Linked DNA regions of Mus musculus: all the other regions are linked to region 2. The links are chromatin loops, found by intact Hi-C in ENCODE. Cell type or tissue: heart. All regions are shown on one strand. Each heading gives the region's core, and the rest is flanking DNA. Links, peaks and the distances in the headings are about the cores only.

Region 1 (8,044 bases), core at 1,162-6,161, 74 kb before region 2:
GGACTTCTAATGCTGTGCTTTTCCTTCAGTTCACACCAGTTAAAAATAGAAAACTGGGCACCGGCATCTCTGTCTAGAGTGGGCTTGGATTGATATGCTGAGCAGGACTGCTGATTAGATACTTCAGGGGCCGGGCAGTGCTGGGTCCTCCCCTCAGAGCTTCTCAACCATGTTTGGGATGGTCTAGGGATGAAACTGCTGGACAGCTGAGCCATGGAGACTGGGGAGAGGCCTGCCTGGCTGAGACCAAGCCCTGCTGTACCATCTGCATTTGACAGTGAGGATGCCCATTGACAGGAAGCAGACGTAGAGAAAAGGAGAATCAGAATGATCGACAGGCTTCAAATCCTACCTCTAACACTTAACTACGTTCCGCACGTTTGGTCTCGGGCAGGCCAGTTAACTCATCAAGACCCCATTTTCACCCCCCTGAAAAGTGGCATAGTAACTCAGTTCTATTGAGTTACTGAGGACTGGCCCACAAAGAGACAAGCAATGTAAGTCAGACGCAAGACAGACTGAACCTGCTCTGTCACCATTCGATACTTTTAGAGGTGGGATTAGCTTTCTGTTTGGAAAAATTGGGTCACTACCATTCATTCCTCCATTCAACAATGTTCTATTGATTATGAAGCAGAGTTCAGTGGTAACTAGCACACAACAGGATTTATCCTCAGTGGTAATTGTGGAAGTCAGAGACGTGGAACATCCTTGGAAGGGAGAGGTGGTTTCACTGGGTTATTTAGAAATGGGCCAGAAAGCATCTAAATGGAGTTTCACAGATAGCCTTTTTTGAAATATCATTTAAGTTTTTGTTTTATTTATTTTTTTTTTTGGCATCATTGAAATATATTCATATAGGCCAGGATAAGCCCCCCTACAAAATGGGTAACAGAAGATGACCTTGAACTCCTGACATCCCAATTTCTACCTCCTGAGCGCTGAGACTGTAGGTGGCCTAATTGTTTCTAAAGTAGAATGGATCTGAAGTTCCTGAACTTGCGTGCAAGCGTTTGACAGAGGCTGATGAGAGATTCCTGTCACTGTGTGTGTGCCGAAGTTCTCTGGAACTGGGACCGGTGATATTGATCTGACCCTCTGCAGTGTTCCGAGGGCTTGCTTACCCACTCCAAGTCTGTGAGTCCTAATGAAGCAGAGCTAAGTCCGCTGAAGACCACCTTTGGGAGGTAATACGCATCCTTGAGACATTTTTAAAACTATGTTTTATGGTCCATTGAGTATATTTTAATTTTTTAAAAAATATTTATTGTTATTAGTGTCTCTGGAGGGAGGAGGCGTTGGTGTCAGAGTATGGGAGAAAGTTGAGAGACCCACTTGGTTCATCTGGTTTTCTCTTCGGCCTTCACATGAACCTTAGAGATTGATCTCAGGCCATCTGTCTTGCACAGTTCACTTTTACCTGCCGAGAATTATTATCAGACCTCAACTAGTCTTTTAACACTTAAAGCAACATATATTTTCATGTTGTTATATTTATACTAAAAAGGAATACTTTTTCTCAAAGGTTTATGACAACTGCATTCAAAGCTCTTCTTCTAACTTTGAAATATAGTATGCATCGTCTACAGTTACCCTACTGTGCAACAACACACAAGGACTTATTGTTGTCTAACTGTAGGAGTCCTGAGTCTCTCCAGCCTCTAGTAACTACCTGCTTCTATGAGATCAGCCTTTCCAGAGTCCACACGAGTTAGAACATGTGGAATTTGTCTTTCTATGTCTGGTTTATTTCACCTTAACTTAATAATCTAGATCTGATTCCATCCACGTTATGGTAAATGACAGAATCTCTCTCTCTCTCTCTCTCTCTCTCTCTGTGTGTGTGTGTGTGTGTGTGTGTGTTGTAAATGCAAACTGGTTGTTTGCATTTACCAGATCATATGAGTATTACTGTAATAAACACTGCAGTGCAAACATCTCCTTAATGTACAGACATTATTGTCATTGGAAACAGATCCCCTGAGTGTGTGTGTGTGTGGTTGGGGGTCCTACATCATATGATAGCTATAATTTAAAGTTTTCAAAACTCCCTTAATGGCTGAACTAATTTGCATTCCGTCCAAAGTGGGCCAGCCTCCCCTGTCCTCAGTATCTTTTGGCTTTGTGATAATAACCACAACCTGAGGATGATCGGATGATGAGTGCGGTTTTGACTTGCATTTCCCTGGTTAGTGCCTCTGTTTCCCTAATTGTTCATATGCCTGCTGGCCATTAGCTGTTTACGTACATTTCTCCTGAGAAATGTCTGTTTAGATCTATCGAAATTTCAAATAGTTTCATTTATTTATTTATTTGCTTTATTTAACTTGGCCATTAAGTTTTCTAGCACCTCATATATTTGAATGTTAGTCCTTTGGGAGAGAGAGTTTGCAAGTATTTCCTCCCATTTTATAGGTTATCCCTTTACTGAGAATTGCTTCATTAGCTGTGCAGATACTTTTTAGTTTATAATCATATTTGCTTGGGGTTTTTTTCCTTTTATTTCCTGTGGTTTCTGTGTCTTGTCCTTAAAGATTTGTAGTATGCAATATTTACTACTGTACCAATGTTTATATCTGTATTTACTATATAAATGGTGATACAATAGTATTTACTATTGTTCACATTTTAAAGACACTAAGCATTGAGTATTTACTATTGTATCGCTGTTCATTTCCACAGTTTAAGGACACTAAGTTCTATTTTATATATTTTAAAATATAAGTTAATTAAGTTGGTAAAAATCTTCAGTTTTTCATTTCATGCAAATCTTCAGTGATTTATTTAATTTGGAAATTGAGATAATCAAGTGCATAGTTCAAAAGCGCTAAATACATTCACACGGTTATGCTGTCAGCCTTAATTTTATTTGTTCATGCTTATTGTAATTAAAATGACTTTCAGATCCTGGAGTGGCTGCTCCCTGAAGAGAGTCCTGGTCCTAGGAATCTGGGATTCTACCTGAAGTCCCAAAGATGAACAAATGGTAGAGAGGCACCTGACTGAGCCTGCTTCCTAACCGACTTCTCAGAACTGCCTGCCGCTGGGCTGCCTAACAGAAGCTCAAGTTCTGGGATTCCACCCTTGAAGAGAACTGAATCTGCACTTAACTTAGTGCGCCCTGTAGGTCAGGTGAGTTTCTCCTTTCCACATTGCCTGGCTCTGCTTCCCCAGGGCACAGAGCTTTGCTGGATGGTAGCCCAAACGGCCACTGTTGGCCAGAGTCCTGCTTGGCTGACCTTGAGTGTCCCAGTGGGATAGCAAAGCCAGGCGGGTCCCCAGGGCTGTGGAGAGCCAGCAAGGTTCTTCCTGGCGCAATAGGCCGTGAGGGTGACGTGCAGAGCAAGCTAAAGGGACAGAAGGTGGGACAGTTCCCTGTGTCCTTGCCTGGGGGAAGCCTGTTTCACCCACCATCTGCTGGGATCTGAAAGGGAACGGCCCAGCCTCCTCCCCTGCACTGGGGGATTAGCAGTCACTTATCTCAGCTGTTCCTCCATTTGGAGGTGTCGTGGTATTTACAGAGAAGCCAGAAACAGACCAAGCCACACTTAATTCCTCCCCACAAGCTGCCCTACCCCTCGGTCCCTCCTGCATTCCATGTGCCTGTGAGGAGCCTGAGAGAGGCTCTCTCTAGACCAAAGCAGGGCTGCGGGGTTCGAGGAGGGAGGGTGTGGTGGGGGTGGAGGGGGGCGGGGCGGCAGCATTCTCAGACATTTTTATTTTATCTCTTTACACACTTTCATCTTCATGGCCTCTGGCTGGAGCTCAGTTTCAATTTTCATTAAATAAGAAAGAGATGGGACTAGAGAGATGTAGTCGCCCACACATCCCGGTGCTCAGGAATGGCTAATATTTATGGTTTACGGCTTGTTTTTGTGCAACCTCCAAAGAGATTAACCTAGTTGGGAGAGTATTTTGACCCCCAAATCGAATCTGTTCTTGGCAGATTCCAAGATTCCAGAAGGAGTATCTGCCTTCGGACATGATAAGACCAGTTGTAACACGCCATCTAAAAAGATTCAGAAAGGAAGACAAGAGGAGGAGGAGGAGGAGGAAGGGGAGGTAGGCGCTGATGGAGTCACTAAGCTTTAATAATCGAAGAATGCATTTTTCACTGGCCTCTGCCCTGGTAGAAGGCAGGGAAACCAGGAAGGATTTCTGTTGAGCCTTTTTAAGTCCTTAAAAGGAGTGTGACCTTCAGGCATCAAGTGCTCACTCTTTAGGATCCTTCTTGGAACGCGTCCCTCTTAGCTCAGATTTGGCTTGCTCCGCATATTAGCGGTGAGTCTATTTATGGGGTTTTGGTTTTTCAAGTGTTACCTGGAGCAAGCCCACTTTTCTTGGTTAGCCCAAACATGGCAATGCCCAAGCTAAGCTTCGCAGAGTTTCTGCTACCGGAAACAGTTACGTCATGTATAGTGGGTGAGCTGTGGACTTCGTTTCCATTCACCTAGGTGATGTGAAACTCCTCTGTTCCCTGTCAAAGAACAGACACACATCAAACACAAGGCAGTGGTATCAGGAAGGTTAATCATACATGTTTATAGAGCACTTCTTCAGGACTAAATCTGATTTGAGATTTTCTGTGTATGTACAGTCAACCAGATTAAGTTGTAGAGACGCTAAACAGAATGCCAGCTACAGGGCTCATTCCACAGGTTTGTCCTTCCTCCTTCCTTCTTCTTTCCTTCCTTCCTTCCTTCCTTCCTTCCTTCCTTCCTTCCTTCCTTTTTTTTCAAAAGAAAACTTCTCTTTTTTTTTTAATTAGGTATTTTCCTCATTTACATTTCCAATGCTATCCCAAAAGTCCCCCATACTCTCACCCCCCCCCCCACCCACTCCCACGTTTTGGTCCTGGCGTTCCCCTGTACTGGGGCATATAAAGTTTGCAAGTCCAATGGGCCTCTCTTTCCACTGATGGCCGACTAGGCCATCTTTTGATACATATGCAGCTAGAGTCAAGAGCTCCGGGGTACTGGTTAGTTCATAATGCCCCAGAGAAAACTTCTCTTTTTTAAAAAAAAAATATTTTTTTAATTAAAATCTCTATTTAGTCATTGAGCGGATGTATGAAGTATGGTATAAATGTGGACATTGGGGACAATATATGGGTGTCAGAATCTTCCTTTCATCATCTAGATTGTGGGGATCAAAGTCAAGTCATAAGATCTGGTGACAAGCACCCTACCCACTAATTGAGCTTGATGGCACATAGGCCTGCTTTTTGATTTGATAGTGTTTATTGAAATACTGAGTAAGAGATGGGCTAATCCCTCTGTTAAAAGATGCTGTGGATGGCCACCTCAGGGATATGATCTCTACAAACCTCTTAGTCTCCTATCTCACTCTAATACCAAGAATCATAGCACTCAACAAACAAAGGAGCTTGTTTTGAGTCTGTGGCTCTTGAAAACAACATATGTGGTCCAGCTGTTAACCCAAACCAAAGCAGTTGGGGTCTATTGCACACAACCATCTCTGAGCTTCACTTTCCTTTCTCTTCCCCTTTTTACTTTAATGTATTTTCATATGCCTTTGGAAGCTACTGTAGAGCTTTTCTGTGGGACAAAAAAAAAAAAAAAAAAAAAAAAAGGACTGGATGGTAGAAATAAGGATGAGAGAATGCATGAACTTGGAACTAAGCTGTTCAGGTCATGAGTCATCACTAGTCCGAGATGAGTCACAAAGACCTTCAACCTTCTTCTATCACAGTGAAAACAGATTACTTAATGAGAAGACCCACTGCCCACATACCATAATATTTTTCTTTTCCTCTTTTAACATTCAACTATACAAAACAATGGGTTCTACTGTGACATTTTCATGCACACTTAGTTTTCCTTTTGATATGGTAAGTATAAAACTGCAGATCTGAACCAGCCTACATCCCATTATAGAAATATTTGCTTATTGCAGTGGATTAGGAAACATTGAAAAGTACAAAGGAAATGACACTTCTGGGAGAACTGTAGAGCTCTGTCTTGTAACGTCCCTAGAATAAACTAAGTGTGACATAAAAAGTCAGGTGACCTTGCCTTTTGTATCTACTTACAGCTGCTGGACGGAGGAAAGACAAGCTGCCTCCTAGCAGGGTCCTCTGCAAGAATGCCCACTTGTTCTTCAAAGAGAGATGCGCAGTGCCAGGAATTTGCATTAAAAGCATTTCTTGCTCCTGCCATTAACATCTAAATCATCTTTAGCTAACAGCTGAAACCAAAGAATGCTGCAGCAGGAGCAGCATCTGCCCTGGGATTATACTATCCATATCTTCTTTATATGTTTTAGTTCAGCTGTTGAACGCTTTCAAAATGGCACTCTGAAAACAATGATCTATTATTACAGACAAAACGTAGCTATACGTGTATATTTCCAAAGGCTTTGTCTTCCTATGAAAGATCACAAAGCTGCTATTTTTTAGGGGAAAATATATCTTCTAGCTATTTAGTGATCAGTATTTTTTGATCAGTAAACTCTGGGTTAAGAATTTAAGCAACATTTATTGTTATTTTCTCTCTCTCTCTCTCTCTCTCTCTCTTTCTCTCTCTCTCTCTTGAGCTGTATACGTTCTTTGCATATGTATTATGTTTTATTAATGTTGTTTGTTTGTTTGTTTCAGGACATGTAGTTCTTGCTACCCTGAAGCTCACTATGTACGACAGACTGGCCCCAACACACTGAGATCTGCGTGGTTCTGTCTCCCCGGTGCTGAGATCAAAGGCACGTGTATAGTTAGGGCACAGGACTTTTACTTATATGTTATGGCTCTAGGTTTGTTTTCATGGGATTCCTGATTGTGCCAGCAATTGGGTCTCTGTGTCTACATCTGTTTCTTTTGCCTTTTCTTTGACTCCCTCTCTTTTGTTTGTTTCGTTTGCCCTATTCTGATGTGTTAGTTTTTGTTTTATCTTATTATATTTTATTATTATTCATCAAGTGCCCTTCTGTTTTCTGAAGAGAAACAGAAAGGTGGTGAATTTGCATGGGGTGGGAGGCATAGGAGAACTGGGAGGAGTAAAGAGAGAAGAGATCATAATCAGGATATATTGTATGAAAAAAAAAACCAGACTATTTTCAATAAAACTACAACAAAAAATGAAGAACAAAAATAATCCCACAAGAAGGAAGAGTAACCTTGAACTTATGGTTCTCTCTGCTTAAGCTTCATGAGTGTTGGTAGTGTGGGATTGCACCATGAGGAAGATACTGTGGTGGGATAGAACAGATTGTGACAGAAAACTAAAAAGTCTCAACCAGAAGAATTAGAAAGAAAGCAAGAAAGCAAGGAAGGAAGGAAGGAAAGAAGGAAGGAAGGAAGGATGGGAAAAAGAAAGAAAGAAAGAGAGAGAGAGAGAGAGAGAGAGAGGGAGGGAGGGAGGGAGGGAGGGAGGGAGGGAGGGAGGGAGGGAGGGAGGGAGGAGGAAAGAAAGAAAGAAAGAAACTTAGAGAACAGAATGCTTGCCTGTGATCCCAGCACTTGGAAATCTAAGGCAGGTGGATCAAGAGTTTGAGCCTAATCTGGATTACATAGGGAGAACCTGTTTCTAAATGAAACTAAACCAACCTTTTAATGTATTCTGCATTTAAAGCATTGATGGGTATTAGCAAAAGGGCTACCTACCCTTTGCTGTTCTTTGGTAGAGGGGAATCTTAGGTAAACTGTGCTCATGACTAACCTATGAGGCAGAAAGCTGTACACCATACAATAGATACCTTCTAGATATATCCAAATCAAAGACCTAAATCTTACATTCTAAACCATTGTTCTATGGTTTATGTAGTCTTTTGTTCGTTTGCTTTGATCTATTTGTAAATTAACCCTTATTCTGACTAAATGTAAAAAGTTAACCGTTATATCTGCCTGTTTTCTCTCATGGGACATATACACGGAACCTGAGAGACTCAGGGTGGTGAAAGGTTTATTGGTTCTGCTTCCTGTGTTCCACCATGCTGTGACAAGGAAAACAAAAAAGTTAAAAAAATAAAATTAAGGTTGGCCTTGAATGAATAGGTGTTGTTTCTTTCCAGAGATGTTTATGTGTGCGTG
Region 2 (8,044 bases), core at 1,549-6,548:
GCAATGTGGACTTTTCAGTGCCAGGAAACATTTCCCTTTGGAATGCAGCTAGAGAGCAACCTAAAGTTTCCCAACTATTCAGATAATTGATAAACCAAAGGGAAAAAGGCCATCCCAAGGCTTTAAAAGACTAAGAGAATTTAAAACCAAGTTTGTAGGCAGTCACATTACCGTTTGGGCTGGTTGTAAGGATAAGGGCCTCTATTAGGAATAACATGAGGCTCCACAATTAAGGTCTTTGCTTCTTCTGTGTCATCTTCTTCCCCGTCTGCATCTTTTCTTTTCTTCCCCTTTCCACTTCTTACTGGGAACGTTATTCTACAAAAGCAAAACCCCCATTTATATTTAAAATAAGAAATGGACCAGACCACATCGGGTACTGGAGCAGGGAAGGGGAATGGACATGAGGTCCCGTCCCTAACCTACAAGTTATCTCCCAATTGTCAACCACTTCAAAAGGAAAAATCAGTTTTCTCCAACTGAGTCCCACTGGGTATAGGTGGAAACCTGACTCACCCAGCAGTGGATAGTCTCTACAAAACAAATTCAATGATAATTCTGGGGATTTCTTTTCTCATAATGCTTTATTTTGGGCTTTTTTTTTTTTAAACTTATTGGTCTTTTGCTTTTACATATGGTTCTGATTTTGTGATTTTATGAGATGTGCACGCACATATGTGTGTGCATGTATTTCATGCTTTTTCCTTTTTTCTTCATTTGTTTTTTTCAAGGGAGGGTTAGAGGGAGAGAGGAGGCATAGAGCTGGAAGGGTAGGGAGGCTCTATAGAAGATGAGGGAAGGGAGAATGTGAGCAGAGCAAATTGCAAGAAAAATTTAGCTTTCAATAAAAAAGAAAGAACTACTATCTCGTGTATGAAGTTGTGTGGCGAACAGATGAATGAGAAATATTTGTGATTTATCTCTATATAAACTTTGAAATAAAAGTACATTTACAATTACTAAAATGGGTGTTAAGTCTTCCCTCTGGGGGAAAACGTCATCCAACTAATGGATAAATCAAAGAAACATTAAGTATCTGTCATATGCAATGTAAAGTGCTTTATTCATGCTCATTTAGTAAGAAGACTTAAAGAGACAGGTTTCAAAGAACACAGCCAGAGAGAAAAGCCTTCCCCAAAGAAATAAGGAACAGCAGAGTCCACATACAAACAGCCAAGCCAGACACAGAGGACAACTGAGAAAAGGAGAGACAGACACTCTGAAGTCGGGTGTGGCAATTCAGGCAAGAGGTTCTTAGTCTGGGGTTAGAAGCTAATGTTTTCAATAAATTTCCTAAAATTAAGCCAAAAAAAGTTAACTCTCATTCTGTGTACTTTTCCCAATCTTCTTTCCCATTCTTAAAGTATAGACAGAGCCAAAAGCTGCCTAGAACTAAAGTGGCGAGTAAGTTCCCTTACTTGTAGGCAGAAGCATGCACTTCTCAAGCTAGGGAGTAAATGGCTCTATCTAGCAAAAGCATCTGAGAGTTCAAAAAATATACCACCATAGAAACCTAAAAAGGTCCAGCGACAGGCCCAAAAGTGGGATCCAGCTCAAGGGGAGGTCCCAAGGCCTGACAGTACTACCGACGCTATGGAGTGCTCACAAAAAGGGACTTAGCATGACCACACTCTGACGAAAGACTCAATAAGTAGCTGAAAAGAGTCAAATGCAGATATTTGCACCCAACTAATGGACAGAAGCTGTTGACCCCTGTGATTGAATTAGGGAAAAGCTGGAAGAAGCTGAGGAGGAGGGGGACCCTGTAGGAGGACCAGCAGTCTCAATTAACCTGGACCCCTGAGATCTCTCAAACACTGGACCACCAACCAGGCAGCATACACCAGCTGATATGAGGCCCCCAACACGCATGCAGCAGAGGACTGCTGGGTCTGTGTTCAATCAGAGATGATACACCTAACCCTTGAAAGACTGGAGGCCCCAGGGAGTTTAGAGGTCTGGTTGGGTGGGGGTTGGACATTCTTGTGGAGACAGGGGTGGGGGTGGGGGTGGGGAGGAGGTGTGGGATGTAGAACAGTTGGAGGGTGGATGGGGGAGGGGATAAAATCTGGAGTGTAAAATAAATAAATGATTAAATAAAAAACCAAACCAACCAAACAAACAAACAAAAGAAATCTAAGGGCCTAGAGAAGCAGAAGTTAGGAGGGACAAAGACTGTTTTTAACAGTCTATGCTACTGAAGAGTTATGAGAATACAGATAGAGAAAACCCAGGAGACAAGAGTGCTTTTGTAATAAACAGAATTTAGAGATGAAAGGAGGAAGACGAGGTGTGGCTATTCTGAAAACTATGTTGGAAGCATACTGAGTCACTGCATGTATTTAATAGGTCCTGTGGAAGGTGCATGCTCTGGCTTCCAGCTAAAGAAGTAAGATCTGAACTCTCCCAAGGCCATCTTGGCATACAGCTTCTGATGCTTATGAACAAACTCCGGAAGCAGCCAATGGCTCCATGCACCTCACTTTATTCCTACTTAAGAGCTAAAGCCACTTGACATTAACATAACTGTTTTGAATTCATACTGCATATCCACAATTTGAAACGTGAAATTGAAAATACTCTACAATCTTAAACATTTGCGATACTCAATTTTCAAAACATTTTGAATTTTGGAACATTTTGGCTTTCGGACTTTCAGATTAGGAATATCCAACTGGTGATATCTGTGGAAATACTTCAAAATCTGAAAAAAACTCCAAACTTACAATATCTCTGGTAACAAACATTTTAAATAAAGGGCACTCAACCTGTATTTAAAACCTGTATGAGGCAGGCAGAGTTGAAAGAAAACTTTTAGCTTCTTAAAATCAAAATGAAGTTCAACCTCACATGCCTGTATGGTGGTAGTTAGGGAACACACTAGACTACGTGTGAGAGGTACAGGCATATTTCCTTAGTCAGCTACTATATTTATACAGTTCTTTCCAAATCACAGACACTTACTGATCTCTTTTGAGACATGAAGCTACTTTTAATGTAGTCTTAAAAATAGCTTCTGCAATAAGAGTCAGGAATAGATTCAAATATAATAGTCTTATCCCAGTGATTATTACAGCAAAGCTAAGGACTGCCAAAATGAAGTCCAGACACAATGCTTAAAACTCACTTAGTCACCAGTGCTGATTCTACTACAGACAGACTAAGCCTAAGAGCAGATCCATTCTGATTTTACCTGAAAGGGGGGATTTGGAGTGCTGGGTCACTCACAGTCACTTTGACATTATGACCAGGAAAGCTGGCCTTTAAATGTTCAATGGAGAGAAAAGTGTCATTGAAATCCAGGGTGGCAATCTGATTGGGCATTTTTGAATAATGGGCACTACTTGGGTCCCCATAGCCCAAAATGATGTCATGCAGCCAGTCCGGTACCACGCAGTCAGTATTCATCAGATTCCGAATCGTCTCCAACACAGCCTGGCAGTAAAGAGACAGAAGAGTATCGCGTCAGTAGACATCTCGGACACCGGCACTTCCCTGGAATGCAGAGCTGACGGCACCAATCCGGAATGCCCATGTGTTTCAAGGCAAGAAGCTACTTTCTGCTGACAGGTGCTTGGCAAGACTGAACCAACAGCTATATTTTCAGTTGATACCATAGACTGAGTCAAACAAAAGAACTAAGTTAGTAAGCACAGTTTATCCACGAAGAATTCGTTTAGATAGAATGACATAAATAAGCTTGCCGCTTGACTCCTATTGAACAGGATAAAAATAAGATCCATGTCAACCCAATACCAAAAAACAAGATAAAGAAAGTTACAAAACAGGCCCTGAAATACAAATGCTTCCTTATAAACTCGAGTTTTTCTCTCTGCATACGTAGTGTATAGCTATAGCTGTTTGGTGAAATGCAGTACAATTTATAAATTTATAAAAGTCAGCATGGATAGAAAGAAATAAACAAGCAAACACATTGATAAGAGTGTCAAACAATATAGAGAAGAACTGGTACTACAATAAAAGGATTCTACAGGAGTTAGCACATTTCTGCCAAAAGGAATTAACAGAGCCGAGAACATTTTTTTTTAGAATATTCAAAAACCATTCTGATAAAGTAACAAATCCTAACATGTAAACTAGGAGAATCTCAAAGGCCTAATCTCAAAGAACCCAGCAACCAAATCGATGTTTTTAAAACTCAGTATCCTAGCACAGTAGAAGTAAGGGATAGGTGAGTGATGGACAGACGGACAAGCACATCCACAGAACACGGATGAGGAAGAGGAGAGCTCTGGATGGATGGAATCTTATATAAACCACGTAGAGGTGAAGGAAGGCACAGACCATGCCAAGAGGCAGCAGAATGTGATGATTAGTAAAGAATTTTACACAATTCAGAGGACTCCACCACAGGAGATGTGAGTGGTGGGGGATGGACTTCATATGAGGAAAAGCTTCAAGGAGGAAGGTGGCATTTTACTTTAATGCAACAAAGAATTTCTGATTTATTTAATCATTAATGGGTAGTTTCGGAAATGTTCTAAGTAGCAGAATAAAAGCATCAGTATTCAAGAGAATTAGAAAATATCTATCAACAGGACTATGAAGACAGTAGAGAAAGGTAGCCATCCCAACGGTCCAGGCAAGAACTGGAAGATCCAGGCTAGAACCGCTGCACTAACTGGAAATACAACTGCAGCATGGGACCAAGTGAGGATTCTACCAAGGTGTGCCAGAAACAGCAAACACACAGCACGGGCAGCTCCTGCTCGCTGCACCAGGACCTGAACGCCTCCTTGAATTCCCTTAAAAAGTCATGTTTGGCACTTGCTAACCTTTGATGATAACTATTTATATTTCTTTCTTGATTAACAGTTAAGGTATCAACTGCGTCTTATTCACCTCTACAAGTCCCAGGTAACTAAGCACAACATCACTCACAACAGAGACAGTCATTAGAATGGCAAAGAGAGGAATACTCTGTAGACTTCAGTTATGTGCCTGAGAGTCATTTATTGAAAAGTAAATGTGAGACCAGCCTAGCTCCTGTACAACCTGGAAACAGAGCTCTCTTAAGTGACACCTAAACTGAGTTGCTTGTGTCAAGTGGAGGAACAAACCATAAATATACCTGAGGAAAATCATTTAGAGGGACAGTGTAAAGTCTTATCTAAAGAACAGGGTGGCCTCTCTGTCCTTTCTCCCCTGGGAGCAGCTCTCCTGCCTTGGCCTCTCACCCCTTAAAATGGATGTCTGCTCCAAGTTCATCTCTACCTGCTCCCAGATCAGGAGCACCTCTCAGCTGCTGAGCCACCCGCTGTCTGCAGTGGAGCTGAAGAGACCACAGATGCCAACAGATGAGGGCCTCAGCAGCTTGGCCCGGTGGCCTCTGACCTCACTTATCCCTAGTCACAGCTTCCAAAACAGCATCATTTCAAGGGACATTGGCACGGCTGCCAAGTTCACTGGAGCTGCAGGTGCTACAGTTGGGGTGGCTGGCTCTGCGGCAGGGATGGGGATGAAGTGTCATATGTAATCAGTATGCTACGAATTTAAGACTGAAGTTAATATTCACTGCAACCCCTCTCCCCAGCACGTATGTGGTCCTCTTTTGGATTTCATTTCTAGGGTATAAGGAGTTTTAGCTGCAGAACTGAACATTACCTTGAAGTTATTCTCCTTCGGTTTCCTCCTCATTATGACATTGAAAGTGTCATACACATCTTCGGCTCCGTTTTGTATCGTATTGGTCATATCCTGTTGATACTGGTTTGGATCCAAAAATACTCGAAATGTCCTTGACTCTCCTCTAAGATTGGGTCTGGGTTCAGGTCCTAAATATTTTTAAAGAATTTGTTAAGTGAAACATGTATTTTCTTTTTTTTAACTAACTATAAAAGCAAGTTAAAAGTCTTTCCTTCATAGAAATGGCAAGTCAATGAACTCCACTCACCTCCAATACCCCGTGACTGAACTGTCCCATACTTAGACACTTCAGATTCAAAGTTAAAAGTATATTCCTGCTTTCCTAAATTCTTTTTTTCTCTTCTTTTCTTTTTTCTTTTCTTTCTTTTGTTTTTTTGTATAGCCCTGGCTGTCCTGGAACTCACTCTGTAGACCAGGCTGGCCTCGAACTTAGAAATCCACCTGCCTCTGCCTCCCAAATACTGAGATTAAAGGCGTACACCAACACTGCCTGGCTTATCATTTCTTACAACTCTGTCCTATGCTGATAAAATTGCACACACTGTAACCAATGCAGATGCTCCTATGGCAGGCATGCTTGGTGGTCAAACGCCCTCTCTCCCAGTCCCTATTAGTGACTCACGTGTGAGCACACATTAAGTGTTTTTTAGACTAAGCACACATGAGTTGTGCCAGCAGATGTGTATCTTATTTTAGGAATTAAGAAGTAGCCTTTCTATTTCTTAATTTGACAGTGGGTTTATTACTTTTCTCAACATTCCAGTTTCTACCTAACATCAGCAGCTGGAAAGGATTTCACATACAGGAAATGTGAGAGGAGGAACACTGGGAAGCTCAGCGGCCTCAGCTATCTGTCTATCTGTCTGTCTGTCTGTCTGTCTGTCTGCCTGCCTGCCTGCCTGCCTCCCTCCCTCCCTTCGCTGTGGTCTAACTTGGGTCTCATTTTGTGGCACAATGCTTATCCCCCCTAGCCTTCACTTCCTTCTGTTTCCTTAAACACTACAATTGAATAGCTGAATTAAGCATCAGCAGTCTAACAATAGCCTGAGCTCAAAATTACAAGTGAAGTGAATTCAAGTTTTAAGGGAAATCCAGTCACCAAACTGTGCAAGAAGCATGAGCCATCAGGAGTGCCAACGTAATAGTGTGTGCTCTGTAAAAGAGTCAAGACGGACCAACAATTGCAGATATCCCAGTAATACCAAGAAGAGTAAACTGACCCCACAAAACAGCTTTTAAAGCTATTCATTTGTTTGTATGTTGTATATGTGTGTGTATATGGGCATGTTAGGAGTATGTATATATGTGTATGTGTGTATATAGAGGCCAGAAGGATTATATGTGTGTTTGCTACCATGCCTGGCATGCTTAGAAATATTAAAAATCTTGTTTTGGAAAATTCAATACATTTAACAGTTTTTTGTCTTCCTTTTCTTTTTCAGTGCTGGGGAGTCAAACCTAAGGTGTAGGTACACTGCACATGTCCGGCCAGAGCCCTATCATCGTAGATATCAGCTAGTCTACAGTTGTAAAGTAGGTACCTTACATATGACTGTCTGTGTTTACTACATAAAACAACTCAGTTTTACCAAGTACGCCAGCACAAAAACGTGTCATTCTCACACACGGGTGGGTTACCGTACCGTCTTCGATGACTCGCCCTTTGTCATCCAGCATGCCCTGGATTTCACAGCCTCTGACGTACACCAGACCAACTTGCTCAATAAAAGGTCTCCTCCTGTCAAACTTAGTGCCGTAAGGTTTTGTTGGACGCACAGTAATTAAAAAGCATACATCGTGCTTTCGAAGACCTAGTAAAATATAAAGACATTTTTACTTAGTAGAATTACATTGTTTTTGATCTTTCGTTGGCAAATTCTTAACTTTTTTAAAGGAGAGGAGATTTAAAAATAACATTAAAAATAAAAGAGATGACCAATAATATATTTTGTATTAGAACATAATTATGTTTCCTATAGTTTTTAATAGTCAATATTTCATAGCAGTAATTAAAAGGAAGAAATTCTTATATTAAAATTAGAAGCCTGTATCATGAATTAATTACTGAGTAAGACTTTCAAGTCATGTTACAGATCCAAAATTGGATGTTCATCACCGTTCTTATTTTAATTCTTATTAAATAACTGAAAATATGGCTGGCATATAACTCATAGTCATCAAGTTTCTACCATCGCTTAGGTTATCTATCAGTGTCATCCCATACAGCCTGAGTGCACTGTCCTAAAACAGGTTAGCCCAAGAATAACTCGTCAAAGCACAGGAGTGTTAGCCACAGAAGTTCACCCACGGAATATGGCTCAGCATACAGTTTCAGTCAGCAAAATCTTTCTGAGTGACGTCAAGGGGCAAGGTACTG
Region 3 (8,044 bases), core at 1,431-6,430, 160 kb before region 2:
GTATACTCAAGTACAGTTATCTTTAGGAGATAGTTCTATATAAAGTACATTTTCTTTACATTTAATTTTTCACTAATGAATATAGAAAATTTATGAAGGCTTTAACTTAAAGCCACAAATGAAGTGTTTGCACACACAGCAATTTAGATGAGGGTGACCTTTCTAGAAAAGAGACTCATAAACTCAACTATGGAGGTAGGAAAGGAGTGAGGTGAATACGGACAGGAGACCAGAAGTTGAATTTGGAAATTTGCACCTCTGGTTTACACAGTGTCCAGTATAAATGGGCTAGACATGAGAAAGAACCCAGAAAAGGAAGTTGGAACTTTGATGGGAAGAGCTTCACATATTCACCTGTGGAGTCTGGGCTTGAGTGGAGCTGGATGAAGATCATCCACAGGTCCTCAGTGGGGGACATGTGCTAAATGCAATGCCAGCATGCGATGAGGACAGGGTTGACAATGGAAGCATCAGGCTGAATAGCCTCGAAGGAAAGGGGGACTAGAAGCATAGAGGTAAATGTGGAGGCTCTTCAAAACACCTAGACTTAAGATGACAATAGCCAGCAAGTGGTACTTGAAGGAATGAAAGAAAAGGAGGTAGGGTGTTAGACACTGGTCCTCCCTCAGGAACATATTTATAAGCTCAAAGGAAAGAAAGGGAGAATGCAATTTCAGCATATGATGCTTAACAATTCTAAAAAAAACCCAACCAACCAAACAAACAAACAAAAAAAAAAAAAACCCTTTCTTTTAGGTGCAGTCTACAAAATCACCTTTTTGTTGTGTGGTCACACATAAAAACTTATTTAATTCCACTCTTGATGGACCACTACATACAAAGGCATGAATAGGAATAGAAAAAACCAAAATGGTCCACATATGTCATGAAAACACCAGCTCTCAGTAGACAACTGGTTCCTGGTCCTCAGGTCTTAAGGCAATATCCTCATTAGGTCACTGTACAAGGCTTTCATCCTAGGGGAAGGTCACTTTGTCCTCAGATGACTGGAGTGTTCTGAACGCTGAGCCATGCAGTGCCCCAAGCACATATGGCAGATGGAACAGTGGAGGATGGGAGGAGCTTTGGAAACTGCAGTATTATTTCAATGATTGGATCTTTATGATTCCTGGGAAGTATTTGCCAACTGTATATCCTTCACAACTCAGAAGCAGGTGAACTATGCTCACCTTGCTGGACAGATGCCGACACTTTATGTAGCTTACTAAAAGACTTATGAAATATCTACCCCACTAGTAAAGTGGAAACTTGAGGATTCTTTGGAAAGTCAGTTAGATGGTTTTGTTGGGACAAACATGTGAAGGAACGTTTAACATTGGGCACAGGTGAAAGGATGTTCTGCTAAAGGAAGCACGTGAAAAGACACGTGATGAGGGATTTTTTTTTTTGTTAACAACACACATGTATTGGTTCGCCTTACATTGTGTAGCTGAGCTACATTTGTTGAGATTCTATAGAGAGAAACATACCAAAAAAAAAAAAAAAAAAACCTTTGGTAGTAAGCTACAGTTTCTTGCCACTTCCATGACTCGAGCTGATTGGCAGAGTGATGTCAGATGAGACAGAGCACATGCTGAGGCAAGACCTGTGCTAAGGCAAGACCTGTGCTCAGGCAAGACCATGTGGAGGCCATGTGATGTTTGGAGGGTATAAATAGGATTCGTTGCACAGTGACAGAGGCTGAGCTCAGCTTACTTATAGAGCTAGCTGTGTAACAGTTGTGGGTTTCAAATCTTTGCTTCCCTGAGATAGGTACAGCTGAGGACTCCTGGCATTCTTCCTGGTTCCTCTTATTGACTCGTGTCATGACTGAAGCCTGACTTTCTCTGCTAGGTAGTGCCACTGCTATTGATTTGTGTTATCTATCCTGACTCTACGATACTAAACTAGACTGCTGATGTATCTGTGAAGTGTTTGTGAATGGGTCAAGCTGTCATTGTTGACCTCTGAACTGAATTGTTGAATTTTAGACAAAACAGACAGGAGTTACTCTAAAGAACCTTCTAAACAGTTCTACTTCCCCCGTATCCTTTCTCTCGCACTACCTCTGGTGGGTAGTGGGCTAGAAAGGAGGTTAAAGTGTTAAAAATCATTAAAAATAGGTTTTGAAAAAAACTGACATTGCACTAATAGTCCAGTGATTAAAACTCAAATTCTTAGTTTTCTCAGAAACCATCATGTTCAGGTTCTGGTAACTAGTATAAATCCAGCCCTAATCTCCCATCACCTTCTGTCCTAGTTTTGATTAGATTTCTTTTCCTTTTCATTTCTTAATAAAGGTCCCTCAACTTGAAACGTCCTCTGTTCCATTCAGTCACCCTTTCCATGGTTAGTTGTTATTCACAGTAACAGATATCAAGGCTGGGGAATTTGCTAACAACCAGGATAATTACTCTGTTTAGTACTAATTTCCCTGTAAGTAAGTTTTTTGTTACAAACAAAAACAGGATGAACCACGGCTATGTAGCAACTCCCACACAAACCCATGGTCTCCATGTAGAAGGATTTCTTCAATACAGTCCAGTTACATCCTCATGACAATATGAGTATGAGAAGTGATGGGAGCTTTAGCATAGCTCTGGTTCACGCGGGTTAAGTCTAAGAATGGCCCCTGGAAATGCAGCCTCTGCTCCCTGCAGATGCTATGGAAACCTGAAGCTGGTTATCAGATACACTTCTTCACTGTGCAGTCTGGGGGACTTAGAAGCAAATGAAAATGAAGATCTAGGTTTCCTGAATAAATAATCAAGAATATGGCTGTAGAATGTTTCCCTGCGGTGGAAAAAGGCTGTGTCAAACTTTAGTGTATCATGTTCAAACTGGAAGAATGGATCCATTTATTCATCAGGATTGGTCATGCCCTGCTAGCATCATTCTGGATGTCCTGTGCTCCCCAATCCATGACTCAAAGCATCATTGCCTTTCACAGTACTTTTTGATATTCGTGTATGATGTTCAGTGGGTCTACCCAAGTAAAACCCTCACACCTTAGGAACAATACAATGGCAGCACAGGAGCCAGCTAACTCCAAATACTATATAAAGTATGGTTGGATGTGGCAGTACATGATCAGACAAACACGTATCAGGTACAGCAGAGTACAGTGGGTTCTAGATGTTAAATCCAGGAAAAGATATGCTTTGCTTAATTAGTCTGTCAATCATACATGCAGCATTTATTGAACAAGTCCTCTCTACCAGACACTGGATGGTCTATGATGAAGAAACGCATGAAAAGAGTCTATTTAGCATCATAATACAAGAGCACTTTTATGCCATACCCAATGCCTGGCTGACTGATCCCTTTCGCCTCAGAAAAGCCTGCATAGATGGGATTATATCCATGGACCAGAGGAATGAGAATAGGGAAGTAATTGTTCCCATGGAAACCTGGGTCATCCTTCAGAAGACCTCAATGAAGTAAAGTCCTCAGCACACCCCACTTTCTTCTCTCCCTACTAGAGAGAAGAGATAAGTAACTCCCTCATCTCATAATTAAGGCAACTAAGTCAGGAAAAGGTCAGGAGGTTTTCTAAAAATCACCTAAGAGAGACGCCAAGCCAGAGTCCTCATCCCCTGAACAGTTACTAGATGGGACTCCATAAAAGTGATTTGCAGTCAAGACAGAGTCTAGCCACAACCAAGGTTTGTAACATGCTGCTGTTTCAGTGATATTAGAGAAACACAAACAGCTTAGACTGTCAGAGTCAGTGCAGCACAAATAGCCCATGGTAGTTTTCTGAACTCATTTAAGGAAGGACATCTGTAAGAGACTAAACAACAGATAGACAACAGGGAAGGTGGCAAGTGTTTCAAGTGAGAGCTTGAGGATTGGATTGTTACTCTGAAGAGTAACAATGCAACAAACGCATCTGCAGCATGTGTTAATTTGCAGCTTAAGCCTGGCTGCTCAGTATCTGCCCTGACCCCTGCTTCGACTGAATGTATGAAGTTAGGTCATTTCTGAAGACTGTGTTCTTTGTAACTGGGTGATGGAGGACATTCGTGTGAACTGACAGTGTTTCCTCACAACTGAACTGTTGCTATGGTTCAAGAGCTCAGAGCTGGGACTCAGACGTGACCTCTCTGCCTCCAGCCATCTCTGCCCCTGTCCAGCTGCCAGGAGCGCTCAGAGACTGGAAAGAACATGGTGTTTCCTGCCCGTTAGCCCTGCCTGGTTACCGTGCTGTCCCTCATCTTTCAGAACAAAAAGCCATCTACTTTCCAGGCAGAATCTGTAGTCCAGAGTACATGGACAGATTTCACGTGTAGAACAATGTGGAAATGGACTCAAACTTATCTCCCATGTAATGGTGGTGTCTACCCACTGATGGTGGTTCTGGAGAGAAAGCATTGTGGTAACTGGGACTAGATGGGTTTTCTGAAGAACAGGGCAGGAAAGAGTTGAAAATATAGCAAAATGGATGGAGAGAGCAGATCTGTCAATTTTGGACAACTTTTTCTTTTTTTTTTTAGCAAGTTTCTAAGAGTATGTAAAGGGTATGAACAATATTTATCAACAAATATGTTTTTTAAAACATTTTTAAGTGTAAGAACAGTTTATGGCGGTCATCAATGGGAGGAGAGGCCCTTGATCCTATGAAGGTTCTATGCCTTCACAGTATAGGGGAATGCCTGGGCCAGAAAGCAGGAGTGGGTGGGTTGAGGAGCAGGGAGAGGGAGAGGGAGAGGATAGGGGATTTTTGGAGGGGAAACTAGGAATGGGGATAACATTTGAAATGTAAATTTAAAAATATCTAATAAAAAAGCATAAAATCTTTAAAACATAAAAAAAGAACAATTTTTGGAAAGAACTAAATTAATCTAGCTGTGCATGTAGGTGTGTGCGCATGTAGGTGTGTGTGTACGTTCATTTATGGCTATGTAGGTATCCAGATGTGTGCCCATGTATGTACATGTGAGGGCCAAAGGTTGATATTGGGTGTCTTCTTCTATTACTACCCACCTTTTTTTTTTTTTTTTTTTTTTTGAGACATGGCTCTTGTTTAATCTGAATCTGTCCATTTCAACTAGACTGACTGGCCAGGAAGCGCCTGGCATATGTCTGTTTCTGTTTCCCAACACTGCAGTGACAGTCACACACTGCCATTCAGTTTTTATGTGGGTGCTCTCAATATGAACTCATGGCCTCTTGTTTGCACAGCAAGCACTTTCTCTACCAAATGGTATCTCTGGCCCAAACTCGTTTTTAGGAACACTAAAATGGACCGGGCATGAAGCTTCACACCTGTCATTCTAGCATTGTTCCCCAGAGGCTGAAGCAGGGTCATCATGAATTCAAGACTAGCCTGTGCTATATCATAAACTACAGGTCATGTGGAGTTACAGAGGAAGATCATGTCTAAAACCACCACCACCACCACCAACAGCAACAGCAACAGCAAAAACGGATTGAGATTAGGGTTGGCAAAGTGACCCAGTGGGTACTTGCTTGCCTAGGATGATAACCTGAGTTCCTTCCCTGGGATTCACATGGTAGAAACAGTGAATCTCAAAAGTCATCCTATGACCTCTAAATACCTGCACACATATACACATACAAATAAATCCATTTAAAAACAAGACCCAACAAATCCCCTTTCATTGAGATGACCACAATGAGCGCTGGAAGATGCCCTCCTTCCAAGGCAATTATATCCACCTTCCCTTACCAAGCCTTCCTGCCAAGTCCTCATCAAATCCTATCTTGTAGTCAGAGTTTCTTTAAGTTTTTGCCTTTTTAATATTTATCTTTTAATGAGTAAGCTACAGGAAAGGGTTTTCTATTAAACAGCAATACCCTACTAGTCACTCTCATCTCAGAAAGCCTTTAGCCTTAGTTCCCCAAGGGGACTGTGAGTATTTGGAGAGGACCATAGATGGAGGGATCTAGGAAGAAAGATGGATTGAGAGAGATAAAGCATCCCCAAAAGGCAATTGGTAGAGAGATGGCTAAAGATCACCATCCCACCTGTACACACAAAGACCTGCTAGCAAGTCAAGTGCTTGGTTGCTTGATTCCAACAATTTCTTTAAACAGCTCCTTAGTAGAAGGCAGACACATGAAGAGCATGTTTTGATGATCTCCATTTGGGGGACTGGCAAGGAGAGGTGTCCACAAATGTGCATAAACACTTCCAGCTTTGAGCAGCCGTTCCTTCCGCAACAAGTTTGCATCTCGCACAGCTTCTGAAAAGACATTCTATGAAGCTTTGAAAGAGTTAACTTCCTATAAATAAATATGCTAAGTAATTAGTAACTTGCTAGACTTTTCACCAATAGAAATGCCCTGTGTGAAAATTGACCCATGTTTGACACCTCTGCTCTTTGAATGTCATACATCTAAATTCCTCAGCTCTGCTACTCAGTAAAGGCTAAAATGCCCCTGCTTCTAGATTCTATGGAACCCTCCTGATGAGCAGAGTCAGTTCAGGAGATAATTAGATTCTGCTGCCGAGGAGGAGGGAAATGTCAAGCGCTTATTATTTCTGGTCATCTTGTTAGACAGTGAGATTGAAATGCTTCAAAAAATAACACACACACACACTCACGCAAACGCAGAATGCTGAACTCAGTGAAATTTACTGCAGTGGCTAAAGAGAAATTAATCCATTTCTTTTAAAAAAAAACATCTAGAAGTTAAAGTTTTGGAGAACAGGTTCTAGCATTGGTAGTCTCTGCTGGGGATGGAACATGCTGGCTGGCTCTCACTGTAAACACCAATCAGCTATTGGAAACAGGTGAGATTTTTACATCAACATGTCCTTTATCCCCCCCACCCCCATATGTCAGTCAGTAAGAGGAGGGATGGATGAAACCTGGTTTGCAGTTTGCCAGTGGGCTCAGGAGAAGTCCTCAATCTTGCCCGAGGTAAGAAAAGAATAAGCAAATAACTTCAACTCCAAATTGCAACATGTTTATTCCTTAACTGAATGTGAATCAATAAAGTGATGGAGTGTTAATTTTCATGTGGAGATGATAGCTGTGGGATTCTGAGAAGAGAGATGTCTCTAAGCAGTTTGAACAGAACAAGAGGCCCGAGGCACAGGTGCAGGCCCATGATTGACGACCGGGGACTCATCCTGTCAAAAGTAAGTACTAGCCCGATGAGCTGGGACTAGGGCGTTGCTTTCTATTCTGCTGTGCTGTTTCTCGCTGTATAAGCACTGTCTCTGTGGTTTCCAGTGTCCCAGGCAAGGTGGTCCCAGCTTGAGCTACTGACCGCACTCAGTCTAAAGGATAGAGACAGGGAGTTTCAACATGCATAGCCAAATGTGACTGGAAGGCTTTATTGTGGTCTGTAGCTCTGTGCACTTTGCACATAGACAAATAATTTTATTCATGGTCTCCCTCTCTCTTTCCTTCACCCGATTCTACTTTGTGTAGTTGAGTGACTAGTTGTGATCATTCCTGAGTTTCTTGGAGAAATGGAGAACTGGTGAGGTTAGATAACTTGTATAAGATCACCGATACCAAGGTTGGGTAGGAATAAATGCTTCTCCATCCTCTGGACATTGAGCTCGATTCTCCTGTTATTTTTACTCTCTAGCACCTCTATTAAAAGCACCTTTTGCGAGCTAGAGAAAGTACCCAAGGAGCTAAAGGGGTCTGCAACTCTAAAGGAGGAACAGCAATATGAACTAACCAGGACCCCCTGAGCTCCTGACACTAGCTGCATATGTAGCACAGGATGGCTTAGTCGGCCATCAATGGGAGGAGAGACCCTTGGTCTTGCAAAGATTATATGCCCCAATACAGTGAAATGCCAGGGCCAGGAAGCAGGAGTGGGTGGGTTGGGGAGCAGGGCGGGGAGAGGGTAAAGGGGGCTTTAGGGATAGCATTTGAAATGTAAATGAAGAAAATATCTGATAAAAAAATAAACTGTTTAAAAAAAAAAGCACCTTTTGCTTGGGATTTCTATTTGCCTGCAAAGTGTTCATAATTGTGTACCTCTGCCCCATTGCTGAAAGCAATAGCTTGCTACTTCTACATCTGTCCATCCTCCTGTGGAGCACGTCCCTATG
Region 4 (8,044 bases), core at 1,325-6,324, 58 kb before region 2:
TACATTATTGTAAGTGGAGTAATAGTCCAATTAAAAGAGAAACACTGTCATACTAAACACAACTTAATTCTAAAGTGCTTAGTAGAGATACACCTAAAGTGTCAAGGGACAACTAACGGAAAGAATGAAGTATAAAAGGAGGGTGTCATCATGTTAGGGTTCTGTAGCCATAGCTGAAGATAACAGCTTAAAAAGAGGAAGAGTTTCTTTGGAATGGTGGTTTCTGATGCTTCTTTTCAGTTTATGGTTGTTTGGCTCACCAGCTGTACAAATCATTTAGTCACAGTGAAGAAGCTCAGAGGAAAGGAAAGGCACACACCTACTGCAGCTAAAAGCATAAAGAAGCCAGAGGACGGGAGCCCTGGTGTCAAGTTATCAAGTTACTCTGTGTGTGTGTGCTGATTTTAAAGCTTCATAGAATCACAAAGGAGCAAGGAAAACACAGATAACTTTTAAATAATAATGCAGTTGAATGACGGGATATTAGGATTTGTTATTCAGCTATAAAAAGAAGGAAATATATTGGTGCCATATTATACAAATGGAGAACATAGACAACACCATATATATATATATTTGATCTGAAACGCTTGATTCCTCAAACAACACTTAAGAAATAATGGCCTTTTAAATAAATGGTTCTGAGTCTACAGGACAAATAGTTTGGGGAAAATGGAAATTATATCAACTCTAGCCAATATTATCTACATAAATCAATTCTAAGTGAATGCAGATAATGACCAAGTTGCAAAGTTAAGTTTCTAGAATGTAACACAGAACAATATATTGCTTATGCACAGATTTCTTTAGCAGAGAATTCTTCCCAGGCCCAAATGAAAAATGATAAACTGCACAATGAGATATTTGGCTTCAAGCTTTGGCTTCAAGAATCTACCAGGAGACTGGAAGGTGAGTGACATTATGGGGGAAGACAGTTTGTAGTACTATCCAGGAAAGGACTCACATATAGGTGGACAGGGACGTCCTATCAATCCATGAGCAAAACAGACTAGCCTGTAAGAATTCAAGCAAAAGGATTCAAAGAGGCACAACACCAGAGTCTGCCCACACAGCTTTCAAAGGGGAGCCATTTCTGTATGGGTGAGGAACACTGAGGAAGTCCCTGGATCCCTGCTTCAGGAGGCGGTGGGAAAAAGACCCTATTTTTACTTAACAAACAGAGATAGTACTGCCAACTACAACTTAAGATTAGCTTTCACAGTGATCGCCAACACTTGCCAACCACTTTGCCAATCTCCCACGGTTGCCCCAAGTGCCAGGGAACCTGCTTTCAAAATAACCTGCATAGATGTCTCTGTGCTAATTAAATCCCCCAGATTTCCTTTATTCTCCGGACATAGCAGAGGCCATTGATGCCTGTTTGTTCCTTTGTCCCGTGGCTTGCCATCCTACAATCTGTTGACTCCCAAATAGACGTTACTCTCTTGGAGATTGGTCTACACAGCCAAGAAACACACGGAAAGCTACTTGGTTTCAGTAAAGATGGGAAAATTCCAACTCAAATGACTGGGCTGTTAATATGGACCCCGTAAAGTGGCCAAAGGTTTTATCAAAGGTTCTCCTTCGCCTCTTCTGCACTCTACAGCCAGAACTCTGCCTCAAACATTATCTCTAATTTCCACTGTCAAGTCATACATCTCATTTCCTTTTAGTGACTGTATTCCTTCCCTGTCAAAACATCTTCCTAGCACTAGACTGGTCTGACTCCTTCCTGGGCCATCATCCGTATTAATCACTGTTACCTCCAGCTGCCATCTTCCAAGTTAACAAACAGTAATTACTTTTCCTCTGCATATAGGAGCCCAGAGCTACGTGAGGCTGTCAAGTGATGGTGACACATGTTTTGTGCTTATACTTTCTTTTAAAAATGTTTTTCTTTTAATATTTTATGCATATGGATGTTTTGTCTGCATGTATGTCTGTGCACTATACACATGCCTAGGACTAGATTTACATGAGTTTTCGATCAAGCACATGGGTGCTGGGAATAGAATTAAGGTCCTCTGGAAGAGCAGCCAGTGATCTTAACCACCAGTCCCTTGAAGACATTGGTTTTTCTCTATTTTATTACTTTTGAAAGGAAATGTAACTAACCTACATTTTAGTTAATATGAGTGTTTGGATGAGAAAAATATTAAGAGTTATGTTGCCCTTGGTGTTTCTGACTTTGAATTTACAGCATTGGCAGTCTTGATAGTCAGCCAATGGACTGAACCAAGAGAATCATTACTGTTCTGTGACGAGGAATCTCCAATTTCTGTTCAGCCACACTAAGAAGTACAATTGTTGGTATGAGGATACCAGGGGAAAAGAGAGATGGCACAGCTTCTGCTACAGGCTTTAGGTGACTGTGTGTCACACTGTGATAGTACAACGGGAAACATTTTAACTCTAGTATAAAAGCAAAGGAAAACAAGACAAACAACAACAATAATAAAAGCGAGGGAAACCACAAGGGCATCAGAGAGTAGGGTGCCTGTCACTCTGCCCTGCCTCAACACTTAAGGGCATACTCATATCCTTTGATAATTTATGAGTTTTCTCCAGCAGAAACTAGGATGTGCATAAAACCTGCAGGATGAGTTTTTGAGACATTCATTTTAGGGAATAGAATGGAACAGAAATATAAAGCAACCAAAGGTCTTTTCACTACAGTGTCAGCAAATTCTCAAAGCTGATGTCTCCAATTTCAAAAATATGAAGAAAAAAAAAACCCAGATGACACAATGCCAGGAAAGAAACACCAGGTTTATAATTAGAAGTGCTTCTGGATATCTGGCTGCGTCCACGTGTGATATGATACAGTTTCAACACTGCATAATGCACCAGGAGGTAAGAAGTCCTCCTTGCAATGAGAAGGCCTGAGATAAGGATACCCTTGGTTATCTAAATTAGGTGTTATGGAGTTTGGCAATCTAAAAAAAGAGTATTTTGATCAAAGTCACTTCATCCTTTCTGTTGGCATGGATTGTTTGGCAGGTATTGGCAACTGTTTCTAATGCTTTGTCTTAATTCAGCTCACAGAGCTGTGCTTTCAGACCTGAAGGTCCCTGACCTCAGCTGGCTCCAATTGGTAATGTGTGTGTGTGTGCGTGTGTGTGTGTGTGTGTGTGTGTGTGTGTGTGTGTGTGTGTGTGTGCGCGCGTGTGCCTCGGTGCCTGCTGAAGCCACAAGATGGCAGTGGAGGCTATTGTAAGCTCCCCAACATTGGTGCTGGGAACTGAACTCTGGTCTTTTTGGAAGAACAAGTGTTCTCCACCAGTGAGGTATGTTCTTAGCTCCTTGAAAATGTATTTTAAAAGTAGAAATAATAATATTATTAAAATTATAGCCAGAGCCTGTGGAGTCATCACACCTTTGTAATCCCAGAGGTGGGAAGAGACAGACAAGAAGATCCATGGAGCTTGCTGGTCAGCCAGCTTGGCCAAATTGGGGAACTCTGGGTTCTGTAAGAGATCTTGCCTCTAGAAGTGTGGTAGAGGGGCTCAAGAGGTGGCTCAGCTGTGAAAAGCACTGGTGTGGATCTTCCAAAGGACTCAGGTTCAATTCCCAGTGCCTTCATGGCTATTCACAAGTATCTATAATTCCAGCTCCAGGGGATCTAACATGCTCTCCTAGTCTCCATGAGTAGTGCACATACACAATGATCTGACACACACAGAAACAACACGACCATACACGTAAACTAAGATTAATTTTTCTAAAAAAAAAATATGGTGTAGAGAGACTGGTGAAGAGATCCACTGTCAGCTGCCGACCTCCACATGCATGTGCACACAAGTTCAGGTACACATACCATTGAATGAGCACATATACACATGCCTATATACATGCATGTATACATATGTTTGTATATACACACTTATGAATGAACACATATACATACACCTGCCCACACACATCCATGTGCACACATGTCCATATATACATACCTATGATTGAACACATACATATGCCCCTACACATGCATGTACCCACATCTATGAATGAACACACACATACTTACAAATGGCCATACAAAGAAAAGAAAAATAACAGTAAATCTGAGACTCGGGGTAGGCTGGCTTGGGTACAAATATAACAACCACAATAACAAACACAATATCCACATGACTGGCAGAACCCACCATCAGCCTTCTTCAGTCCTTGGCCTCAGCTGCTGACTGAGTTGTCTGAGGACAACTTGTTTGTGGGTTTTATTGTCTCAGTGATATGAGTATTTTCTCTGTGACCATTATCTTGCCATCACCAGCTTACAGTGTTGAACAACCAGTGCTCAAGTCTTGACCCCAGCAGCTCTTGGTTGCCTTCTCTGCAACAGGTTCCTTTCCCATTTCCCAAACGGCTCTTCATCTGAGTCCCTGTTCTCTGACCTTTGTAAGGAAGGATTTTGTCTTTCATCATAGGACTGAAGCCATGAAAGTAAGTTGACTAAAAACTAAAAAAACCACAGAGAGAGAGAGAGAGAGAGAGAGAGAGAGAGAGAGAGAGAGAGAGAGAGGTTAAAGTACTCCTATTAGAACTGCAGGATGCTAGCCTGTATATTTTACCATTTCATGCTTTACTTCCAGCACCCATGAAGCCAAGTACTTTAGCAGGATAGTGTTGTAAACAGATGTGCAAATGTCCAGCTCTTTTGAATAACTTCTGTGCACTCTCCATGAGATGCACTCTACACCAGTTCACAGATAACTTAAGTATATGTACAATTATTTTGGGATCCTAATTACAGAGGCAGGTAGGGGACAATAATGTGGAGTTTACCTTTTCATCAGGTTTCTAGCTGTGTGTGTGTGTGTGTGTGTGCGTGTGTGTGTACAGTGCTGATCCAAGGATGACACTCTGAGTGTAATCATCAGATTAGATTCTGGCTGGAGGCCATGGTTGCCAACACTGTACAAATTATCAATTTGCTAAGATGTTGTGTAAGTCTTGATATCTCCACTTAACAACTCTGAAAATTCTGATTAAGCTAGCCAGCCTTTTACCGGACTTCATTGCCATAACTTGGTTAAAATACAGGACCGTATCCATTCTAGCAAGGTAAACTTCCACCCCGTGATCCTCACCCAGGGCCACCAAAAACATTTCTCATGCTCACATCCTTTTTCCCACAGGCCCCTCTATTCCCTGATCATGTCCACTTCCTAGGTTGACTGCTCCTGGGTCCTCAATCCAGTTTACACAGTTCCCTTCGCATATATGCATCTTTAATTGACTCTATTTATATGGTGTCATTTTCCTATTTGTGTTCTCATGCACATAATAGCTTCTTCCATCCTCAAGGCTTTAAGCATAGCAGTTGTGACTTTTCTCACCCCCCCCCCCGCCCGCTCCTAGCCAGGTGTGGAACCTGCATAAGTCACCTCAGAAAGATAACACACATGAATCCCAGCCTGACTCCTCTAGAGGCTGGTCTTTCCTGTTCCTCCCTAAATCCTTCCCTGACTGATGCTACTCCATCCCTTGTGCTGCAACCTTTTCTTTTTTTTCAGGGTGCCAGCAGAAAAGCCAGCAGCTTTGTCTTCTAGAGACAAGCTCAGCCCTGTTCAGCATGCAAAAAGAACAGTATCAAGAGCCCAGAGATGATCCTGTTACACTTCCAATATCGTGTTCACTTCTCAGGCCTGTGGTTTCAGGTAGGGTATGTTGCCTCCTGAAAGCAGTTTCTTGCTCAATAGGGGACAGTGCTGCCAAACACTCACCTGAAACACTCGTAAGAGTTGGTGAAATAATTCATGGAAAAAAACTTAATAACATTTTAATGCAGAGAGCGAAACTGTTCAGACACAGCTATAGGAAGTTCCATAAGCTCTCATGGCTTCCTCATGGACCACTGTCAACGATAACGCCTGGGTACCCATTGCAAAGGGCGTTTGTGACAACAAAGAGAAAGTGAACTCTGTACGGGAGTGTGGGAGTGCTGACACAGGGGTGTCTCTCATCCTCCCTTTGGACAGATCCCCTGACGCCATGAGATTATTCTTTGCTGTGGATGCTTTCGCCTTGTCCACTGCCCTCTGTTGGTTTTCTTTCCCTTCTCCTGATGCAGACCTGTTTACTCCATTGATGATATGAGTAGAGTGTGGACTATCACTGCCTTCCTTAAAGCACAGTGATGGAAAAGTGTTGTAGTAATGATTTAATCTCAATTGGGGATTTCTATCTTACCTTTGATCATTCCATTCCTAGATAAAAGACACAAAACCATCATTATTATTATAAGCCTTAATCATCACTGGAGCTGGGCAGATAACTACCCTCTATGTTATTAGTATCTACTTCTCTATCAATAACCCCAAGCTATGACTTGGCATGTTCATCTGGGCCACTCTGACTGACTAGTACACATGGCCAATTCTTATGATCACTTACACATTGCATCTTCTCCTCTCTCCACCTCCTCTCTTCCCACTCGTCATCCTCCTCAGACCTCAAGTCCTGGAGCTGAAACCCCGCTATCTCTCTTCGACCCAGCTATAGGCTGTCAGCATCTTTATTCAACCAATGGTTTTAAATTAAGGAGCAAGGCCACATAGTGTCACTTGGTGTCTGTGAGAATTCTCTCACCCCTGAGGCAGCCACTGTCAACGATAATGCCTGGGTACCCATTGCAAAAGGCATTTGTTAGCATTATAATACATAGCAAAAGACCAAACTTCAACAAGACAGACCTGGAGCTGACAGGTCTGTGGGCATAAAGACACAGAATGAAGACCATTTCTACATTAGCTCCTTACTGTTGCTGAAATATCAAATCATATAGACATAGTCATTCCCTCTTGATATTAACAATTCCACAGGCATGAAGCCAACAAGCAAACAAATAAAAAATAACAAGATATCCTACTTTATGTGAGACCATTCAGTAAAAATTCACTCTGAAATAGAAATTCCCTGAGGTTCACTGACCAGACATTTTATGCAATTAATGAGCTCTGGGTTCACTAAGACATCCTGCCTCAAAACATATAAAGTGGAAAGTCACAGTGGAGGAGACTCAATGGCAACCTTTGGCCTTCACACACATGCACACCATCCTTACACACACACACACACACACACACACACACACACACACACACACACACACGAGCATTGCACTCAGACATACACATACACACACACACACACACACACACACACACACACACACAGTGCTACATATATAACCTTTATAAAACATGGAATTGGCCAACCTTCACAGATTTCCAACCCAAATGCCAAATATTTGGAATTTTGGTTGGAAATGCCAAAAATGCCTGGGAAGATTTTTTTTTAATTTAACAAAATTTAAAATCCACCTCTGTTCAATTAAATCTGCATTTCTGAGCATTGACATTTTTATACAGCCTCAGAAGATTCTAAGATGAACTCTTTGAGTTCAGAGTCAGTTTGTGCTAGCAGCAAACGCCACCTGTTAGGTAGAAAGGAAGAGTCCAGCTTTGCCTGAGGCCATGTTCTCAACCTTTCCCTGTCCTTCTGCCAAGGTATTCATTAATTTCCCAATGCATCTGGCCCTCTTACTCCTCGGTCTCACAAAGCCTTCTACGGAGAATCTTTACTCTATTCTATTTTTTTCTCCCTCCCATTCTAGTTCATCCCCAAGGCCCGGCTCAAGGAAAACTCAAATATAACTTTTGCTAAAATAGACTAATGTGGCTATGTTATTTTAAGTAAACAATACATAATTTTTTTGTGATAATATAAGGCTTGATTAGTTCCATAGTTCCATTTTACTCAATGTCCTGCTGGAAGCAGAGGTTTCCAGTGTGGTACCCAGAACAAAAGCAGCAACACTAGCTGGGAACTTGTTAGTGATGCAAGTTCTCCATTCACACTGAACAGGATTTTCTGAGGGTGGGCCTAGCATTTACTGATTTAACCAGTTTTTAGGGTGATTCCAGCAAACATTAAAGTTTGAGTGTACCTGTGATAAAGTCTCTCGTCCTTGAAGAAAAAGTACCACTTTCTCTCTCTCTCTCTCTCTCTCTCTCTCTCTCTCTCTCTCTCTCTCTCTCTC

Evidence for each region. Hi-C counts contacts between places; a loop is a spot of excess contacts. Peaks named below come from ENCODE experiments on the same cell type or tissue, not always from the same donor. Only the 100,000 strongest peaks of a DNase experiment are listed, where the experiment ranks them.
Region 1: it touches region 2 in a loop (9-fold over the local background); 7 of 42 quality-filtered maps call a loop at or near these places.
Region 3: it touches region 2 in a loop (4-fold over the local background); 10 of 42 quality-filtered maps call a loop at or near these places.
Region 4: a loop joins it to region 2, with 2.5 times the contacts of the local background. A loop is called at or near these places in 2 of 42 quality-filtered maps.

The regions. Positions count from the first base shown.
Region 1 is chr2:114,054,180-114,062,223 of GRCm38, forward strand. C130080G10Rik (RIKEN cDNA C130080G10 gene) reads left to right here and starts at 217. Exons shown (of 3, transcript NR_028422.1): 1 at 217-1,187; 2 at 2,905-3,132; 3 at 6,617-7,326. It overlaps Gm46757 (a long non-coding RNA gene), which reads right to left and starts at 6,116. Exons shown (of 2, transcript XR_001783436.2): 1 at 6,053-6,116; 2 at 4,074-4,477. In heart, for the core only: no CTCF peak of the experiment used is centred there; a DNase peak (open chromatin) is centred at 3,232; H3K4me3 peaks cover 2,883 bases; H3K27ac peaks cover 3,543 bases.
Region 2 is chr2:114,127,342-114,135,385 of GRCm38, forward strand. It overlaps Aqr (aquarius), which reads right to left. Exons shown (of 35, transcript NM_009702.3): 18 at 7,311-7,478; 19 at 5,626-5,795; 20 at 3,194-3,435; 21 at 172-318. Among named protein-coding and RNA genes, the nearest start is that of Mir7002, 19 kb to the right of the region's middle. In heart, for the core only: no CTCF peak of the experiment used is centred there; a DNase peak (open chromatin) is centred at 3,490; H3K27ac peaks cover 952 bases.
Region 3 is chr2:113,970,028-113,978,071 of GRCm38, forward strand. All of the region lies in intron 3 of Gm39909 (a long non-coding RNA gene), which reads left to right. Among named protein-coding and RNA genes, the nearest start is that of Gm39909, 36 kb to the left of the region's middle. In heart, for the core only: no CTCF peak of the experiment used is centred there; a DNase peak (open chromatin) is centred at 4,124.
Region 4 is chr2:114,069,236-114,077,279 of GRCm38, forward strand. No RefSeq gene overlaps it. Among named protein-coding and RNA genes, the nearest start is that of Gm46757, 13 kb to the left of the region's middle. In heart, for the core only: no CTCF peak of the experiment used is centred there; no DNase peak of the experiment used is centred there.